Regions from separate parts of the Homo sapiens genome. Here regions 1, 2, 3 and 4 are each linked to region 5. The links are chromatin contacts, found by Hi-C or POLR2A ChIA-PET in ENCODE. All regions are on one chromosome and are shown on one strand. The core of a region is the stretch at or near the end of the contact, and the rest is flanking DNA. Distances in the headings are between cores, read along the strand shown. Region 1 holds the start of PSMG4 (proteasome assembly chaperone 4). Region 2 has its middle 8.7 kb from the start of MIR4645. Region 3 holds the start of SERPINB9-AS1 (SERPINB9 antisense RNA 1). Region 4 has its middle 34 kb from the start of SERPINB9. Region 5 holds the start of RIPK1 (receptor interacting serine/threonine kinase 1).

Region 1 (2,700 bases), core at 112-2,611, 190 kb before region 5:
AAAAAAAAAAAAAAAATATATATATATATACAATTTAAGACAAGGTTATACTGGAGTAGGATGGGCCCTTAATCCAACATTACTGATGTCCTTATGAGAAGAGTCGGGCTCACTGAGGAAGGAGGATCATCACTTGAGGCCAGGAGTTCAAGAACAGCCTGGGCAAAATAGTGAGACCCCCATCTCTACAAAAAAACACAATTAGCCAGGTATGGTGGCACATGTCTGTAGTCCTAGCTACTCGGGAGGCTGAGGAAGGAGGATCACTTAAGCCCAGGAGTTTGAGGTGACAGTGAGCTATAATAATGACACTGTACCCCAGCCTGGGTGACAGTGAGAGACCTTGTCTACAGATCTTTGAGAATAAACCTCTGTTGTTTTAAGCCACGCGGTCTGTGGCACTTTCTTACAGCTGCCTCAGGAAACCAGGAGAAACCAGGCGGCGACACGCAAAGCCGGAAAGGCGGGAGAGGAGGGGAAATGATAATGTCCCAGGCTTGGCCCAGCGCGGCAGGGTGAAGGTGAGGGCGGCTTGGGTTTTGTCTGCTTTGACTGGCGGCAGTGCCTAGGGACTCAGCACGTGGAGTGTGAAGAAAGAGGAATCAAAGACAACTGCGAGGCTCTGAACGCACAGCCAGGAAGATGGAGCTGCCATCACAGCGCCAGTCAGGCGGAGGAGGGAGCAGGTTTGGAGAAGAGAGCCTGATGTGTGCCTAGTGCGAAATGCCTGAGACATCCAGTGGAGACGCAAGAGTCCCCAAAAAATTATCAGTGTGCTCAAAATCCAGATGGCAGGAGAGCTACGAGGCAGACGCGTCCCCCAGCGAGCGTGTGGCGAGGACAGACCCAAGACATTCTGACCTACAGAGACCAGTGCGGGACGCAGCTGCGGGGCGGCGGGACAAGGAGAGGGGCCCGGGGCCCGCGCGCAGCTCCCGAGGTGGTGCAGGCCCTGGCGCCCGCGGGCTTCCTAAGACATCCCACGGGTGGGCTTCGGGGGAGTAGGGCGCCCTGTGGACCCAAGAGAAGCCTGGGGGGCTGCAGCTCGCGCAGGCCCGGCGCCCCCGCGCCCCCGCCCCGCCGCCCGCACCCTCGGCCGCCAGGCACTCACGTAGCGGCTGCACATGGCCACGGCGAGGTTGCGCAGGTGCGGCGTGGCCCCCACCCACAGGAACAGCGAGTCCGTCAGCCGCATGACGTGGAAGTGGACCAGCTGCTCCCACAGCCTCGCGCTGAAGTTGTGCAGGGAGACGTCCCCGCCGGCGGCGACAACCAGCCCCTCCATGCCGCCCCACGGCTCCCGGCCCACAGCGCCAGACCCGGGTCCTCGCCGCTGCCAGCCCCGCCAGACCCGATGGAGCGAGCACCGAGAGACCGAGCGCGCTTTCGCTTTCGGCCCCGGAAGGGCGGGGGTGAGGGGCGTGGTCGGGGAGGGGCGATCCCGGGCTTGGGTTGGGGGCGTGGTCGAGGCGGGGCGGCTGCCGGCCCTGGGCGGAGTAGCTGTCCCTGGTTGTCTTGCTGGCCTCTCCCGCACACCAGTACCTCTCTGGACGGGCTGGGGAAACCCACTTGAGTAGCAGAGTGCGACAGTGACCTCTAGGAGTCCACGGGCGCCCAGCAGAACTCACCCTCGCTTTGTTTCCCCCCACCCCCTAATTATTACTGACGCGGGGCATTCAAGGGCTGAAGCCAGCCGCACCGTCCTCCCAGGCCGTGACACTTCGCCCTACAGACATTAATTTAATTAAAAATTTAAAAAGACTGATTTTTAATTAGTTCTTCAAGCACTCTGAGAACGGCCACCTCCCGTCCCACCTCCTCCTCCTAGCAGCCCTTTAACTCCAAGGAGGCTTCGACGGCACCCAGCCCTAATTAAGAATGGCAACGGTATTGGGAGAAAGCCTTTAGAAAGGAAAATTGTGTCAACTAAGTTGGCAGGAGGATGGGCAGGCACCCTTTTGGACGCCGAGTCCCAAGCTGCAGTCATGTACATGGCCTCGGGCTACCCCCTTAACCTCTCTGAGACTCAGTTTCCTCATCTGCAAAATGCAAATAAGAACAGGTGCCTTTCGGAGACGTGGAAAGGATCTCAAGAGAGATTAATGGGAAGCACCAACAATCATCCAATCATCCCATTGTCATACCTATGGGGAGACCCCTTGAACACTTCAGGACATTACAGAGTTGAGAAAAGGAAGCCTTGATGGGTTAAGAGAGAAGGTGGTAAAAGAAAACAGCCCATTTTGTCAGATTCTGTTACAACTGACTTTAGAGATTTAACTTGGAACTATAAAAGGTCTGCTTTAAAAATCTCTAATAGATCTAAGTTGACTAAATTGAAATTTAAGAGGGCATTTTCCATAGTTCTATTTGCTAATTATCGATGATTCAATAATACAGTTAATTTTCAGGTCAATATTTTAACAGCTTTATTAAAATGTGATTAACATACAATAACTGCACATATATAGTGTACAAATTGAAGTCTTGACACGTTATAGCCAGTGAAATCATCATCACAATCCACAAAGTGAACGCGTCCAGTACTCCCTCCTGCCCTCAGTAATGACTCCTGCCCCCAACCACTGATCTGCTTCCTGCCACACAGATTAGTCTGCATTTTCCAGAGTTTTGTATCAGTGGAATCACACAGTATGTACTGTTTTTTGTCCAGCTTCTTTCCTTCATCATAATTATCTT
Region 2 (2,500 bases), core at 1-2,500, 210 kb after region 5:
GGAGTGATCCTGTATTCAGTGTGTCAAGTCCACCTCCCCTTGGGGAGCCTTAAGAAGCCTCAGCCTGGGGGGATCATGTATGGCCTTCCTCCTAGGAGATGTGTTTGGATGATTAAATCCACGAGTGTATCTCAGTCCTTGGTGCAATGCCTGGGGCCGGATAGGTCCAGCGAGGTTGGATGTCGGCATGTAATCCCAGATACCCCACCTTCCACAGCTGTGCATCAGTGTTTCAAAGGAAAGTGATCTACACAGTTTTATTAAATAAACAACAGCAGCAACTTGTGTGTGGGGTAGGGAGTCTTAAAATCAGCAAGGTAAGGATAGAACGATGTCTCCATGTCTATCTGTGCAGAAACTGTCTTGAAACACTAGGACACTGTCATGGGCTGGATTGGGTTGTTCTTCACTCCCCTCAATTCATATGTTAAATTCCTAACCTCCAGTATCTTGGAATGTGACTGTATTTGGAGACAGGGTTTTTACAGGGGTAATTAAGGCAAAATGAGGTCATTAGGTCACCCAATATGACTGGCGTCCTTATAAAAGGGTTAATTTGGACACGGACACATACAGAGGGAAAACACTAAAGAGCTATAGAGAGAGGAGGGCCATCTGCAAGTTAAGGAGGGAGGCCTGGAACATATTCTCCCTCTGAGTCCCAAGAAGGAACCCACCTTACTGACACCTTGATCTTAGACTTTCAGCCCTCAGAAATGAGACAATAAATACCTTTCTGTTGTTTAAGCTGCCCAGCCTAAAGTACTTTGTTATGTATGGCAGCCCTAGACAGTTAATACAAATATTAATATCAACAATTCGTCACAATGATTCCTTTTGGGTTTTTAAATGCAAATGAGTGCCTAAACACCAGAGATGATTTTCTCTTTAGCTGAATCATGTGAGTATTCTGAGTCAAGTTTATATTTTTAATAAGTTAAAACATTTTGCCTTCCCCTTTCCGTCATCTGGTTGTGGTCATCTGATTTGAATAACATCTGCTTTCTTTTAGAATGAGAACAAAGCCGTTACACTCATATATAAAATACCTTCTCACCACCTGTTTTGGGGGATTAATGGTAGTTTAAAAATTAAGTGCAACTCAAGTTGTGGCCAAGCAAGGCCGACTGACTTCCTGAGATGTTAGGATCCTGTTCTTGGGGCCACCTCATTTGTTTGCATGGCTCCAGGGGACACCTTTCACATTGGGTATGACTGGAGCATCATCCTTGAAGGTGGGTGACTCTGCAGCCCTGCCTACCCTCTGGTGACATCTGAAGTGTTGTTGACATCAGCTTTAATTCAGAGGAACTCTACACAAATGTCTTGGGTACTCCTGTGTGCTGAATACTGTGGGAAGACCATTCTTCAAGGACTTTATGATCCACTCCAAAGGTGGAAAGGCAAGCCCACCTTCAATATGACATAGAACATGGTAACAAAATAGATGTGTAAAGCACTTTTGCTACTTAGAAACACTTTAGATCCATTTGACTATTTGATTTTTTCTAGCTTTCTTGAGGTATAGTTGACAAACAAAAATTGTATACATTTGCAATGTACAATGTGATGTTTTGATATATGTCTTAGTCCATTTTGTGCTGCTATAACAGAATACCACAGACTAGGTAATTTATAAAGAACAGAAATTTATTTCCTCACAGTTCTGGAGGCAGGGAATCCAAGATTGAGGGTCTGGCATCTGGTGAAGGCCTTCTTGCTGCCTCGTCCCATGGTGGAAGGTGGAAGGCAAGAGAGGATGAGAGACAAAAGAAGGCCCAAATTGTCCTTTTATAAGGAATCCACTCCCCAGATAAATGCATTAATCCATTCATATGGGCAGAGCCCTCATGATCTGATCACCTCTTAAAGGTCTCACCTCTTAATACTGTTACAGTGGTAATTAAATTTCAACATGAGTTTGGGAGGGAACAAACATTTAAACCATAAATACAGATACATTGTGAAATGATCACCATAGTCAAGCAAATTAACATATCCTCCACATTTACTTATCATTTGTGTATGTGATGAGAACATTCAGGATCTACTCTTAGCACATCTCAAGCATACATTCTCATGAACTTTCATAGCCATGCTGTACCTTAGATTTCCAAAATGTGTTAACTTTGAGTACCTTAAACTTTTTGAGGTAGTCTGTCACGCAGGCTGAAATGCAGTGGTGTGATCTCAGCTCACTGCTACCTCCCCCACCTGTGTTCAACTTATCTTTCCACTTCAGCCACTCAAAGTACTGAGATTACAGGTGTGAGCCAGAATGCTCAACCCATAATTCAAACTTTATACCCTTTTGTGACCGGGAATTGGTGGGGTTTTGGTCTCACTGACTTCAAGAACAAAACCGCAGACCCTCATGATGTGTTATAGCACTTAAGGTGGCACATCTGGAGTCTGTCCTTTATTGATGTTCAGATGTATTTGGAGTTTTTTTTTTCTGGTGGGTTCACGGTCTTGCTGGCTCAGGAGGCAAGCTGCAGAC
Region 3 (2,700 bases), core at 46-2,545, 180 kb after region 5:
GATGTGGGAAAAAACCTTCCATTTTTTGCCTTCTATATTTCTGTAATATTTAAAATTTTAACAAGGAAAATCTAATTCTGTAGCCTGCACATAATCTAAAGAAAGAAGAACTCCATTATACAACCATATATCTAATATTAAGTGACATGGTATTGAAATTGAAATAAAATCCATATAAATGGTTTTTGAAAATATCTGTTTATCCTTGGTTTTTATAAAAGTTTTTAATGAGAATGGCATTTGAACATTGACTTCCCCTTTTCATGAATAAAGTCTATTTCTGCCTTTTCTTATGTTTAAGAGCTGTTTTTATTTCCTGTTCTGTGAATTGGCTTCATATACTTCACCCATATTTTTCTTCAGGAGTGTAGGCCTAGTATGCATGGATGAGTAGAAGCATTTTTTATACTCAAGGAATTAAGCCGAGCACAGTGGCACGTACCTGTAGTCCCAGCTGCTTGGGAGGCTGGGGCGGAAGAACTGCTTGAGCCCAGGAGGCTGTAGTGTGCTATGATTGTGCTTGTTAATAGCCAATGCCCTTCAGCCTGGGCAATGCAGTGAGGCCCCCATCTCTTAAAAAAAAATGGTAAGAAAGAGATTAGCCTTTTGTCTATGAAATGAATCATAAATATATCCCTAGATTGTTATTTGTATTTTATCTTGTTTACAGTATTTTCACCATGTGAAATTAGAGTTTTTATGTAGTCAAATTTATGAATCTTTTAGCTTCCAGGTTTTGTGACTGTTTATTCCTTCCTCAGCCAACTCCAATCTGGTTTGTGCTCCACCATTACACGAAATAAATGGTCACCAACACCCTCCTTGTTCCTAAGTTCAATAGAAACCTGACTTTTTGGCAATATTCTACCCTTTTGGAGACTTCTTCCTTAAGAAACACTTTTTGCTTTGGGTCCTGATCTTCCTTCTAGCTTCCTGGCCTCTCTTGCTTAGTCTCATTGTCCTGCCCTTTCCCTGGCCCATGCTTTAAATATTGCTATCCCTTGCGGGGCTGGCCTGAGTCTTCTTTCATCCACTTTCTCCCAAATTGGTCTGGCCCTCATCAATGACCTGACTGCCAGCCCAGAGCTCAGATCTCTCTCCTGAGCTCCAGACCCAAATCTCTACTTGCTCATCCTATCCTTCCATTTGGACACACAAGTATCTCTACCTCAATGTATCCAAAGCCAAGATTATTACCCACCTTCCCAACACACCTTCTTGGATTCACCAGAGCAGGGATCAAGTTCACTTCATCAGCTCTGCATACTGGACACCTCACTCAGTGTCTTCTGCTCCTTATGAATTATCAGTTGCATTAAACTGAAAGGCAAGACAATCCGTGCTGTTACCCAAGCTGGACAATGAGACACCTTCTTCCCCCGTCACTCTGTCATGCAAATTTAAATAGCACCTTTTGATACTGCCTACAGGTTGCCTATAGCAATCACTCAGTTGATTCCAACACATGTATTCTCACTTGTCTTCCTTCCTCTTCTTGCCTCCTCCAACCCATTCTCCACATTCCTTGCAGAGAAGTCTTTCCTAAAAGTAAATCTAGGTAATCCTAGCTGCTACAACATAAACCTGCAGTCTCAATAGTGTAACACAATGGAAATCTATTTCTTGCTCACATAAAATAAAAAATAAAAAATGAGGTGTCCAGTATGCAGAGCTGATGTATATATATATATATATCTCACAGTTTCTTTACCCATTCATTGACTGATGGGCATTTGGGTTGGTTCCAGGATTTTTGCAATTGTGAATTGTGCTACTATAAACATGCATGTACAAGTATCTTTTTTGAATAATGAGTTCTTTTCCTCTGAGTAGAGGGAATCCCATTACCCAGTAGTGGGATTGCTGGATCAAATGGTAGTTCTACCTTAAGTTATTTAAGGAATCTCCACACTGTTTTCCATAGCGGATGTACTAGTTTACATTCCCATCAGCAGTGTAGAAGTGTTCGCTGATCACTGCAGTGTTCCCTGATCACCGCATCCATGCCAACATCTAATGTCTTTTTGATTTTTTGATTATGGCCATTCTTGCAGGAATAAGGTGGTATCACATTGTGGTTTTGATTTGCATTTTCCTGATCATTAGTGATCTTGAACATTTTTTCTTTCTTTTTTTTTTTTTTTTTTTTGAGATGGAGTTTTGCTCTGTCACCCAGATTGGAGTGCAGTGGCGCGATCTCCACTCATTGCAACATCCGCCTCCCAGGTTCAAGCGATTCTCCTGCCTCAGCCTCCTGAGTAGCTGGGATTACAAGCACATGCCACCACACACGGCTAATTTTTGTATTTTTAATAGAGACGGGGTTTCACCATGTTGGTCAGGCTGGTCTCGGACTCCTGACCTCATGATCTGCCTGCCTTGCCCTCCCAAAGTGCTGGGATTACAGGCATGAGCCACTGCGATTGGCCTTGAGAAATGTCTATTCATGCCAGCCCAATTTTTGATGGGACTGTTTCTTTTTTTCTTGCTAATTTGTTTGAGTTTCTTCTAGATTCTGGATATTAGTCCCTTGTCAGATGTATGGATTGTGAAGATTTTCTCCCACTCTGTGTGTTGTCTGTTTACTCTGTTGACTGTTCCTTTTGCTGTGCAAAAGCTCTTTAGTTTAATTAGGTCCCAGCTATTTATGTTTGTTTTTATTGCATTTGCTTCTGGGTTCTTGGTCATGAAATCCTTGCC
Region 4 (2,700 bases), core at 181-2,680, 130 kb after region 5:
TGTGACTGTGGCTTGACAAATGTCCAACATTCTTGGGGGCCCGTGCATGCCCTGCTCACGTCTAACCGCCTACTCTGACATTCTCATCACAAAAAAAATAGATGAGGTAATGCGTATGGGAATTAGCTTGTTTTAGCCATTCCACTGATATGGAAGGGTGTGCTCTCTTTAAATAACATGGCGGGGGGGGGAAGGGCGTGGTCCCTGGCTAGGGCTCCAACCCTGGGCCTGTGCCCACGGACCTAGTTGAGGACAGGCATTTTTGTTTTCCTGCCCCAATGTTGCACTTCTCAAGACCACCCTGGCCTGCCACGCCCCTACCCTGTGCCTGTAAAACCCTGAGACGCTAGCAGGCAGACACACAGGTGGCTGCATATCGAGAGGAGTACATCAGTGGAGGAACACACGAGCGGCTGGAAGTTGAGAGGAATGGGATGCACCAGCAGGCACCGGCATGCAGGCAGGCCATCCACCGGCAGAACAACGCAGTTTGACGGGGGCAGTTGAAGGAGAGCCCAGGTTGCCAGACTTACCTTGCACTCATTCTCCAAGCCCACATGTGATCCGATTCTTCTGGTACACCAAGGCAGGAACCCCAGGATACAGAAAGCCCTCTGTCCTTGCGATAAGGTAGGGGTCTGATTGAACTGGTTAACACAAGCCACCTATGGATAGCTAAACTAAAAAAGCACTCTAACACATGCCCAGTGGAGCTTCAGGAGTTGTAAACATTCAGCCCTAGACACTGCAAAAGGGTTGGAGCCCCACAGCCTACCTGTCTGTATTCTCTCCTAAAAGTTGGAGCAGCAGGGCACTAAAGTGAGCCATCAGCCCCATCACACATCCCGAGAGGAACAAGGGAACTTGCCCAGTTTCACTACCATGTAAGCATGTATCAAAACATAACATTGCAAAAGTCTACACAACTATTACTTGTCCATTTTTTAAAAATTCACTGCAAGTGATTTTTATTAGAGGACCTAAGACTGTCAAATCGTTCTTTAAAAATGTTTGGAAAAGATCAAATTGAATTTTTAAAATTCACAATTTAAACTTTAAATATACGTTATTCTCAAAGTACAGTTATTTGCTATGCAGTGAATTGTGCCCAGCCCCCTCCACAAATTCATACGTTGAAACCTTAACACGTAATTCATGATTTTAAACGAGAAATTTTTACAGTTAAGGTTGCTAAAAACAACCATCACCAAAAACACTGTGCTGGTGGGTTCATTGGTCTTACTGACTTCGGGAATGAAGCCACAGACCCGTGTGGTGTTACAAGTTCTTTAAAGCGGTATGTCCTCCCTTTACTTCTTTCATGGTGGGCTTAGCGATCTCATCGGCTCAAGAGTAAAGCTCTAAAACATTCAGTGAGTGTCATAAACTACATAACGCCATACGCTCCTGATAGTTGTTTAACTCTACAAATGGGTTGGTTCTATTTTCATACCTTCAAAAACAAAACCACAGAGCTTTACAAAGAATGTTACAGCTCATACAGGAAACAAAACCGAAAAACAGCACATTTACTGAAAAAAAGAGAAAAAAAAAAAAAAAAGCAAGAAGAATAACCATTTTCACTACATTGAAGCAGATCTCAGCAAACATACCACGGCTAACTCCGACAGCCTGCTTTTATTCCCTTATCTGGCCCCACCCACATCTTGCTGATTGGTCCATTTTACAGAAAGCTGACTGGTCTGTTTTACAGAGAGCTGATTGGTCCGTTTTGCCAGGGTGCTGATTGGTGCGTTTACAATCCCTGAGCTAGACACAAAAGTTTTCCAAGTACCCACTAGATTAGCTAGACACAGAGCACTGATTGGTGCATTTACAAATCTTGAGCTAGACACAGGGTACTGATCGGTGCATTTCCAAACCTTGAGCTAGATACAGAGTGCCGATTGGTGTATTCACAATCCCTTAGCTAGACATGAAGGTTCTCCAAGTCCCCACCAGATCAGCTAGACACAGAGTGCTGATTGGTGCATTTACAAACCTCGAGTTAGATTAAGAGTGCTGATTGGTGTATTCACAATCCCTTAGCTAGACATAAAGATTCTCCAAGTCCCCCCAGATTAACTAGAATACAGAGTGCCGATTGGTGTATTTACAATCCCTTAGCTAGACAGAAAGATTCTCCAAGTCTCCACCAGATCAGCTAGACACAGAGTGCTGATTGGTGCATTTACAAAACTTGAGCTAGATACAGAGTGCCGATTGGTGTATTCACAATCCCTTAGCTAGACATAAAGATTTTCCAAGTCCCTAATAGACTCAGCAGCCCAGCTGGCTTCACCTAGTGGATCTCGCACTGGGGCCGTGGGTGGAGCTACCTGCCCATCCCATGCCGTGCGCCCGCACTTCTCAGTCCTTGGGCGGTTGATGGGACCGGGTGCCCTGGAGCAGGGGGCGGTGCTCGTTGGGGAGGCTCAGGCTGCGCGGGAGCCCACGGCGGCGGCGGTAACGCGGGGGAGACTTAGGCATGGTGGGCTGCAGGTCCCAAGCCCTACCCCGCAAGAAGGTAGCTAAGGCCCGGTGAGAAATCGAGCACAGCGCCGGTGGGCCAGCAGTGCTGGGGAACCCAGCACACCCTCCGCAGCTGTTGGCCTGGGTGCTAAGCCCCTCACTACCTGGGGCAGGTAGGGCCGGCCGGCGGCTCCGAGTGCGGGCCCGCCAACCCCACGCCCACCCGGA
Region 5 (2,700 bases), core at 1-2,500:
CACCGTGCCCGACGCAGTATTCCACATTTCTAACAAGACAATTTCCTCTTGACTCAGTCCATCTTCCTAGCAGTCACAGAATGCAGATGAGTACTAAGACATTGCACATTTCAAAGTTCACTTCCTGCCTTGGCTTCTTCAAGTGTAAGTCAGGGAAGAATTAATCATTGGAACAGCCTCCTGCTTTGCCCAAAATAAAAAAGAGCTCTGATTAAGGGAGAGCCAAATGGTCAGCAAGAGAGAAAGAACTAACAACCCCAGACCTCCCCCTGCCCCCGCAACCCCCGCATCCCTGTGAGGCTTTGTCAAATGCTTAGGGAAGGAGGATGCAGCCTATCCTCTTCCCAACCCTCAAGAGGGTCCGCAGCACTTCACAAAAGCACCTGCCAGTGACAGAAGCCTGCTAGGGTTACCACATTCGTCCCCTCAGTCGTCTAAGATCACGCAGAAATGCTTTTGTTTTTGGAACCTGCTGCGGCCTCAAGCGCAACAGTAAAAGGCCCTTTCAAAGGGCTGGTAAGGGAAGAGCCCAAACTGTTTTTTCTTAATGATAGGGCACTAGGAGCCCACCTTCTCCACCAAAACAACATTAATGGCGTGTGGGACTGCCTATTCCACCCTCACGCGGTAACCGCGGCCCAAAGGCAGGTCTCCGCCCGCTACCAGTCCAGCGCCCCGACCTCTGGCACAGAGGCGGCCAGCGGACTCCGGATAAGCAGAGACACCTAGCGGAGCACCCCTGACTTCCGGGAGCGCCCGCGGCCCCGCCCACCGCCCGACTTCCGGTACCGGCGGGGCCCGCCCGCCGCGCGCACCCCGGGCAGAGTCCCTCTCCTTCCGGGAAGCCCGCGGCCGCCCCGGCCTCCACGCAAGCACCCGAGCGTTACTTTCGTTTCCGCGGCAAACGTCTGGAGGCCCGGGTGAGGGAAGAAGCGGCGGCGGAGGGTTGGGGATTACTCCGACGCCGCGGCAGCCTTGCCCGGGCGTGCTGGGGGAGGGCGCGCGAACCCCGACCAGGGGGGTCACCGGGACTGAGCCCGGCGGCCTCCGGAATGTTCCCCGCGCGGTGCCAGTCCGCTCACCGCGCCCTTCTCCGTGGCCGCGCCGTCCAGCCAAGTCCTGCCGCGCTCCGTCGGCCCCGCCCGGATGGCCGCGCTCTGGCGCCCCAGCTGTGGGTCCCCTGGAGTCGCCGCGCTCCGGCAGCTGGCCCGCCGTCCGCGTCGAGCGCGCCCGGCTGGAGGGCGTGGACTGTTCGCGCTGCCTCCTCCCCCTGCCCCGGCCCTTGCCGGGGAGGAGGACCGCGAGAGCGCCGCCCCGCCGCTCGTGGGACCTCGCGCCCGGGGTCTGAGTCCCGGAGCTCTCTTGCGGGCTAGAGGATCGCGGACTTTGTTTTCAAGCGAGTGGGGCGGCCTACGTAAAAGAGGAAACCGAAACCTCCGCGCGCACGAGAGGGAGAAGGGTCTGGAGGGAAGCACTGGGTGGATTACAGCGGGGGCGCTATCCGGAGGATTCAGAGCTCTGCGGGTTAGCATAGGCAAGTTAGCATTCCTCTACCTTCATCTGTAAAGTGGGGCTGTTGAGGAGGAAATGTGATTATTTTGCAGCCCTTTAAAATGGTAATTGTGAAGTCTCGAGCAAAGTTGGAACTGCATGCTATTCATGTATATTAAAAATCAAATAATAAAATTATATGCACATCAGGCCGGGCGCGGTTGTTCACGCCTGTAATCCCAGCACTTTGGGAAGCCAAGGCGGGCGGATCACTTGAGGTCAGCAGTTCGAGACCAGCCTGGCCAACATGGTGAAACCCCATCTCTACTAAAAAATACAAAAATCAACTGGGCGTGGTGGCGGGCACCAGCAATCCCAGCTACTCGGGAGGCTGAGGCAGGAGAATCCCTTGAACCTGGGAGGTGGAGATTGTAGTGAGCCGAGATCGCGCCACTGCACTCCAGCCTGGGTGACAAGAGCAAGATTCCGTCTCAAAAGGAAAAAAAAAAAAAGCACAACAGGATTACATACTGTGAAAAGATATGTATGTCAAGAGAACTAGCCACGTTCACAACACGAGCCACAGACTGGGAGAAAATATTTGCAAAAGACATATCTGATAAAGCACTGTGACCCAAAATATACCAAAAAAAACCCTCTTAAAATGCAACAATATGAAAATGTACAACTTGATTAAAGGCGGGCAAAAGCTCTGAACATACACCTCACCATATGTATATGCATATGAAAAGATGCTCAACATCATGTCATTAAAGAATTGCAATTTAAAAAAACAAATACTATTACACATTTATTAGAATGGCTAAAATTCAGAACACTGACAACAACAAATGTTGATGAGGATCTGGAGCACAAGGAACTCCCATACATTCCTAGTGGGAATGCCTAATGTTAGAGTCTGGAAGACATTTTGGCAATTTCTTAACCAAGCTCTTCTTACCATAAGATGAAGCAACTCCACACCTTGGTATTTACCCAAACGAGTTGAAAGCTTATGCCCATACAAACACCTGTACAAGAATGTCTATAGCAGCTTTATTCATAATTGCCAAAACTTGAGGGCATCCAAGATATCACTTAATGGGTGGACAGATAAGCTGTGGTACATCTATACAATGGAATATTAAGTGCTAAAAAGAAATGAGCTCTGAAGCCACAAAAAAAAAAAAAAAAAAAAAAATCCTGGAG

Evidence for each region. Hi-C counts contacts between places; a loop is a spot of excess contacts on that map. ChIA-PET counts read pairs that join two places held with the same protein, here RNA polymerase II (POLR2A). Pooled maps may share reads with other maps.
Region 1: a map of B cell shows a loop between it and region 5 (17-fold over the local background). The contact joins the promoter of PSMG4 here to the promoter of RIPK1 in region 5. A Hi-C loop is called at or near these places in 21 of 168 maps with a recorded cell type or tissue (B cell, CD4-positive, alpha-beta T cell, CD4-positive, alpha-beta memory T cell and 13 more), 37 of 37 single-sample maps with no recorded cell type and 34 of 50 pooled maps. POLR2A ChIA-PET finds 5 or more read pairs at or near these places in 12 of 52 experiments (CD4-positive, alpha-beta T cell, CD4-positive, alpha-beta memory T cell, GM12878 and 9 more).
Region 2: a loop to region 5 is called in a pooled map, with 4 times the contacts of the local background. The contact joins the enhancer-like site here to the promoter of RIPK1 in region 5. A Hi-C loop is called at or near these places in 8 of 168 maps with a recorded cell type or tissue (A673, PC-9, ascending aorta and 5 more), 10 of 37 single-sample maps with no recorded cell type and 19 of 50 pooled maps. POLR2A ChIA-PET finds 5 or more read pairs at or near these places in 17 of 52 experiments (CD4-positive, alpha-beta T cell, CD4-positive, alpha-beta memory T cell, GM10248 and 12 more).
Region 3: a pooled map shows a loop between it and region 5 (2.6-fold over the local background). The contact joins the promoter of SERPINB9-AS1 here to the promoter of RIPK1 in region 5. A Hi-C loop is called at or near these places in 1 of 37 single-sample maps with no recorded cell type and 3 of 50 pooled maps. POLR2A ChIA-PET finds 5 or more read pairs at or near these places in 10 of 52 experiments (CD4-positive, alpha-beta memory T cell, GM10248, H1 and 7 more).
Region 4: a pooled map shows a loop between it and region 5 (3-fold over the local background). The contact joins the enhancer-like site here to the promoter of RIPK1 in region 5. A Hi-C loop is called at or near these places in 8 of 168 maps with a recorded cell type or tissue (CD4-positive, alpha-beta memory T cell, CD8-positive, alpha-beta T cell, GM12878 and 3 more), 15 of 37 single-sample maps with no recorded cell type and 16 of 50 pooled maps. POLR2A ChIA-PET finds 5 or more read pairs at or near these places in 23 of 52 experiments (CD4-positive, alpha-beta T cell, CD4-positive, alpha-beta memory T cell, CD8-positive, alpha-beta T cell and 19 more).

The regions. Positions count from the first base shown.
Region 1 is chr6:3,257,608-3,260,307 of GRCh38, reverse strand. It overlaps PSMG4 (proteasome assembly chaperone 4), which reads right to left and starts at 1,361. Exons shown (of 3, transcript NM_001128591.2): 1 at 1,112-1,361. The coding sequence starts at 1,285. RefSeq lists an enhancer at 652-781 and silencers at 902-1,001, 1,052-1,171, 1,292-1,541.
Region 2 is chr6:2,861,546-2,864,045 of GRCh38, reverse strand. It overlaps the pseudogene SERPINB9P1. Among named protein-coding and RNA genes, the nearest start is that of MIR4645, 8.7 kb to the right of the region's middle. RefSeq lists an enhancer at 1,012-1,341. Within about 2 kb of position 1,250, at least 8 of the 41 ENCODE cell types and tissues checked have a DNase peak (open chromatin) inside an H3K27ac peak, as active enhancers do; they include CD4-positive, alpha-beta T cell, OCI-LY7 and natural killer cell, where a contact is called at or near this core.
Region 3 is chr6:2,882,583-2,885,282 of GRCh38, reverse strand. SERPINB9-AS1 (SERPINB9 antisense RNA 1) reads right to left here and starts at 1,295. Exons shown (of 5, transcript NR_110841.1): 1 at 1,202-1,295; 2 at 443-572.
Region 4 is chr6:2,935,866-2,938,565 of GRCh38, reverse strand. No RefSeq gene overlaps it. Among named protein-coding and RNA genes, the nearest start is that of SERPINB9, 34 kb to the right of the region's middle. Within about 2 kb of position 1,430, at least 4 of the 41 ENCODE cell types and tissues checked have a DNase peak (open chromatin) inside an H3K27ac peak, as active enhancers do; they include CD8-positive, alpha-beta T cell, where a contact is called at or near this core.
Region 5 is chr6:3,067,044-3,069,743 of GRCh38, reverse strand. It overlaps RIPK1 (receptor interacting serine/threonine kinase 1), which reads right to left and starts at 1,250. Exons shown (of 11, transcript NM_001354930.2): 1 at 1,083-1,250. RefSeq lists a silencer at 592-1,381.